2 separate regions of the Mus musculus genome follow, and region 1 is linked to region 2. Evidence: chromatin contacts called from ENCODE POLR2A ChIA-PET data. All regions are on one chromosome and are shown on one strand. The core of a region is the stretch at or near the end of the contact, and the rest is flanking DNA. Distances in the headings are between cores, read along the strand shown.

Region 1 (2,700 bases), core at 56-2,555, 460 kb before region 2:
CACACCAGACAGTGCAGCCTGGGAGAGGCTGACTGGGTAGCACTACAAAGAATACATGGTTACCAAGTGCTGGTCACAGTGTCAGAAGCCACAGGGAGTTCTGACACAGCCTTCATGCATGGGAGTCCTGTGTGCTCTGTAGTGCAGCCTAGGCTATAACAGCTTTGTACCAGATGCTGACTACATAGGACTCCAGGGAACTGGGGATGATGTGCCCAACTTCCAAATAAACGAAGAGTCCCCAGGCAAAGTGGAGGTACCCATGTAATGGTGGGGGCACCCATAAACTCAGGAGTCACCATTTGCCCTGCCTGCCTCAGGCAGTCCCAGTTTGTGCCCATTGCCTTTGCATATGCATTAAAGTACGCCATTCAAGTCCTCAAACTACCCAGTGGCTCTCCTGATGCCCAGAGAGGTTTCAGTCAACAGAGCAGGGCATATGGGCACAGACTGGGCCTAAAACCGGAGTCTGTCACTCAGAGGCCAGGTTAGCTTGGCTGCATGATGCCAGCCAGTCTATAGCAGGCATCGAGTCCTGTCCCTACCTTAGGATGGAGTCAGAGATGGGAGCCAGCACAGCTGTCCCTTTAACATCTCTACCCTTGGGGGCCTGAGAGTGGAGACCTTGCATTTTATTATTTATTTATTTGTTTGTTTATTTATTTAGACGAGGCCTTGCTATTATTTAGCTCTAGCCATCCTAGGGTTGGGGTTGCTGCTTCTTTTTAGGGACTTAAAGTTGAGTCTACCATGTGTTCAGAAAGAGTTTGGAAACCTGGCTCTCTAAAGATAAATGTTAGCTTTACAGAGTGACCCACAGTGCCACGTCAGAGGACATGAAGCTGGCCCTCAGTTCTCCCGGCTATGCTTGCGTGTCTGAGCGCTGGCCAGCTCCACCACACTCCCTCCTTCCCTGCCTCTGGGTTCGCCACTGACCAGGCGGCTTCGCAGGGGCACCGCCTTCTCACGCTCTCTGGAGTACAGGTGAGGGAGCCAGGCCTGGTCACTTCCCCGATGACAGCACCCACCTTTTCCGGAGAGCCTCTGCTCCGACAGACAGACCTGCTGACATCCCTGGTCTAAGTCCAGCGTTCCGCCGTGGGCTTTAGGCCGCGCCCTGCCGGGAGGAGTCGCAATGGAGTTTGAAGGACTTGGCCTCCAGGCTCTGGCTTCTCTCCTCTAGCAAAGGTTGGAGGGGAATGGGGGTGGTGGTGGTGAGAGTTCCTACTAGCACCAGGAAAGGCATTTGCTTAATCACGCGAACTGCGCCGGGCAGGCTCCAGCAAAGAGCCGTAGCCAAGCAACGGGTACAGCTCCGCGCACGCGCCTGTCCAGCCCGCAGAAGTCGACCGCCTAGCTACTCGAGCAGGGTGGCGCACGCGTAGTCGCCCCCGCCGGCAACCAAGAGAACCCAACGGAAAAATGGGGAGGGGGCAAGCGAGAGGGCCCGCTGGGGCTCTGGACTCAGCGGAACTTCTGGCTTTGGTTTTTCAAGACTGATTCTCCCCGGGGATCTGGATTGAAGAATCCTGTCCAGTCAAATCCTAGAACAGGAAGACTGTAGGACAGAACCAGCGTAACCAGGGCGACGTGAAGAGGCGGGGCCCGCGCTCCTGGCTCCGCAAGTGGGTGAGGGCGGGGCCACGGGGGTGGAGCTGTAAGTGACTGACGCAAGAGGGGCGGGCCTATGGGTGGGACGAAGAGATGAGGCGGCAAAAGACTGGAGACGAACGAAAGGCGGAGTCAAAAGGGACACTACGAAAGGCTCTTAAGGGGAATGGGCGGGGCAGCTCCTGGGGGGCGGAACAAAAGGATGAAGCAGTGCAAAACTGGACGGGAGAGGGGGCGGAGCCCAAGGGGGCGTGGTATGATTGACGCGCCGAAGACGTGTACGGAGCGCGGCCAAGAGGGCCGGGCAGGGGGGGCGGGGCAATGGGTGAAGCAGCGAAAGACTGGAAGAAGCAAGAGGAGGGGCAATTAAGGGGCGGGGCGCGCTGACGTCTCCTTCGGACACGTCGGCGGCGGCACCTGGAGCCGGATGTGCCAAGATGGCTGCGGCTGCTGCTGGGAACGCGCTAGTTCCCCCTACTGCCGCCGCCGTCGCCGGCTGGGTTTCAGTTCGCGGCGCCTGAGAAGCCAACCACAGCTCACAGGGTGAGGGCTGAGTGTATGGAGCACGGTGGAGGCCCGAGGGTGGGCGAGGCTGCGGAGGCCAAGCAGGCTCAGTGAGCATCGGGCCTAGCCCGGAGTGGCGAGCGCATTTAAAGAGACACAGTCAGGCCTGGGGAGAACGACAGTACCGGGCCGCCTGGTGCTGAGACACCGGACAGGTTACGGGCCGTGTCGCCTTGGTGGGTTGTCTAAGGGGCTCGTGGTTTCCCAGACCTGACGGGAGACAGATACCTGGTCAGGGCTTCGGGAACTGGTTGGCCGCTGGGGAAGGTGTGTTAACATGGCCAGACTGTGACACCTCCGAGGAAGCCCGCAACTCATTTAAAACGAAGAAAGTGCAGGAAATTGCCAAGCTTGACTTTTGCTGGGTTCTGAAGATATTTGATTCTCGTTGGCTCGAAGACTTCCTCAGAAGTTGATGATCATGGGACACATTTTCATTTGAAACAGGGAGTAGCAGCGTTTATTTGTAATCTCTTGGCCGGCGGAGCAGGATGTCGCAAGGGAGGTCGTGATTTGTTTTTTACC
Region 2 (2,700 bases), core at 160-2,659:
ACTAGGCTCACTTTTTACTCCTTTCTGCCCAAATGTCATTCTCTTCGGTCTCTCCATGGGTACCCAGCCCTAACCAATTTTTATTTCATTTTATTTTAAACAGGGTCTCACTATGTGGTTTTGGCTGACCTGGAACTCGATTAGAAACAGGGTGGCTCTGAAGTCACTGAGATGCACTTGCCTCTGCCTCCCAAGTGCTGGGTTCAAGATACTTGCCACATGAGGCCACTATCCATTTTTTGTTTGTTTTGTTTTTTGAGACAGGGTCTCATCTCCAGTAGCTGAAGCCGGCCTTGAATTTCATCTAGATCCTCCTGCCTCCAGTCTCCCCACTGCAGGGATTACAATCATGGGATACCATGCCCAGGCTCATCCGCGGCTCTTTCTGACTACATCATACATGCACTTGGACTTGAGGGACAGCTACCTGTACAACATCCACTCTACACACTGCCTTCTTCATACATAGGGCGGCTCTGGCAATGACAGAAGTTAAACACCTTGAAGTTTGCAGATGATGGTTAGTAAGGTCACCCACGCCCGGGCCGGAGGGTTCCTGAGCCTTCCCAGGGGCTGGTGCGCACACAGTCCGCTCTTCAGTGACATCTTTCTCCTTCCGCACCCAGTTTTCAAAAATATACTATTGCTCCTTTCAAGCACTAAAATGCAGGTCACACGCGACGATGGTCCTAGGCTGGCATCCATTTCCCTTAGATGCCAAAACTGGTTGAGAGATCTGATAGTGCCCACCGAGGAGGAGGAGGAGGCGGAGCTCGCGGTTGCTCCGGACTCCCGAGAGCTGCGGGGATTGTTTCTCTGGGCTAATCTCAGGCGCAGTTCTCGAGCCGCACACACTCTGCGACGCCCACTTTCTGCCAGTCCGGGCGGAGACGTCTTGGCATCTCAGTCCACAGATGCAGCACCGGTGCAGACTCTAAGGGCGCTCAGTTCTCAGAGAGCTGGCCTTGCCAGAGGTAGAGGCGAACGTCTCTGCACACAGGACTGAGGCTCAATCAAGGCCAGAGATTAGTCTCTCAAGTTGCTAGGAAACAGGCTAGCCCTCAGAAGAGAATACTGCGCCTGCGCGGGATCCGGACAGGGGCGTGTCCACTGTGCCGGGGGGTGGGCGGGGAGGGGCCGGATGGACTAGCGTGTATGCAGCCTTGAGGACGAAGTAGAGGCGGGGCCGAGGGTGTGTCCATAGCTACTAAGGACACGGACTGGGCTAGGTTAGAGGGGCGTGCCTACTCTGCAGGACCAGGGCTGGGGGCGGGGCTGAGGGTGTACCCAGAGCATCTGAAGAAGGGGACAGGTACGGAGCCTTCAGGAGGAGGGCGGGGCGAGCGGGCGGTGTTACGGGCGGTGCCTACTGCGCTTGCGGAGAAAGGTGGGGCTGCGGGGGGCGGTAAGTGCGCCTGCGTGACGCGGCGGCGGCGCGTTAGCTCCCACCCGTTGGCCGCCGCCTCAGCTGCCGCTTCTCCTGGGCCGCGCACGCGCCTCCGCCACCGCCCCCGGCCCGTGCTCGCACCGCGCTTGCCCCGCGCCTGCCCCGCGCCTTCCTCGGCCGGCGCTTGCCCGCCGCCGCCTGCCCGGCCCGCTCGGCGCCTTCTCGGCCTCGGCTCGGCGCCCGCAGCATGCAGCAGCCTGGGTGGCGGCGGCGGCCGTGAAGTAAGGGCCGTGCGCCCGGGCGGGCGGCGCGGGAGGGCGGCGGCGTCTTTGTTGCGGCCGGGCTGCCGCGGCCTTTGTCTGCAGATGGTGGACGCGGGCGGTCGCTGTGCCGCCGAAGGCTGGAGGAGGATGGAGGCGCCCCCGGAGGGCGCCGACCTGGTGCCGCTGGACCGCTACGACGCGGCGCGGGCCAAGATCGCCGCCAACCTGCAGTGGATCTGTGCGAAGGCCTATGGCCTAGGTGGGCGGGCGCGGCGGGGTCCGGGGTCGGGGGATGGGATTACAGGGAGACGGACGGGGAATGAATCCGGTTCCAGGATGGTACTAGAGGGGAGCCGACGGGGAACGCACTGGTTTCGGATGCGACCGGGAGGTGTCGGACGGGTATAGGAGCCGGGGTATGGGACCAGAACTGGGGTCGGACTACGACGGGGGATGGGACCAGAGGGGAACGCGACGGCCGCAGAATGGGACCAGAGGGAGACCGACGGAAACGACCAGGTATGAGACCAGAGGGGTCAGAAAAGGGACTGACATGCTGGGGGATGAGAGCAGAGAGTTTCGGACGTTGGACAGACGGGGCAGGTTGGGACCAGAGGGGATCTGACGGGTCTTGGGGGGATGAGACGCACGGGAGGAGGTTGTAAGGTCTAGGGACAAGGAATGGAGACAGAGCCAAGATTGAGAATGAGGCCGGTGACAGGGCCAAGGCGCGCCTTCGCGTGGTGTCAGTTCAAGTCTTGCTGTTCTGGCGGCGGCCCAGGTGAGCGAGCGCTGAGGTAGCCCAGGGTCGGTCCAGGCATGGGACTGTGTTCGCGTGTCATCCATGCTCTCTGAGTCTCGGTGGGTGGAGGGTGCCTATCATGTGCAGTGTTATTCTCTGGCAATTGGACTGGTCCTCTAAGTCCAAGAAAGACTCTTACCTAAATAACCACTGCTTAGCTGTTCCTTACTGCATCAGGGTGACTAGAAGGCTGGATAGTTTGAGACTTAGTCTCAAACTAGAGTTCCAGCCAATCTGGTTTATATATT

What was found. ChIA-PET counts read pairs that join two places held with the same protein, here RNA polymerase II (POLR2A).
Region 1: POLR2A ChIA-PET joins it to region 2 with 19 read pairs in embryonic stem cell. The contact joins the promoter of 0610009E02Rik here to the promoter of Camsap1 in region 2. POLR2A ChIA-PET finds 5 or more read pairs at or near these places in 3 of 5 experiments (Patski and embryonic stem cell).

The regions. Positions count from the first base shown.
Region 1 is chr2:26,444,529-26,447,228 of GRCm38, reverse strand. 0610009E02Rik (RIKEN cDNA 0610009E02 gene) reads right to left here and starts at 1,305. Exons shown (of 3, transcript NR_152209.1): 1 at 1,029-1,305. It overlaps Sec16a (SEC16 homolog A, endoplasmic reticulum export factor), which reads left to right and starts at 2,013. Exons shown (of 30, transcript NM_153125.2): 1 at 2,013-2,154.
Region 2 is chr2:25,981,991-25,984,690 of GRCm38, reverse strand. Camsap1 (calmodulin regulated spectrin-associated protein 1) reads left to right here and starts at 1,409. Exons shown (of 18, transcript NM_001372499.1): 1 at 1,409-1,909. The coding sequence starts at 1,753.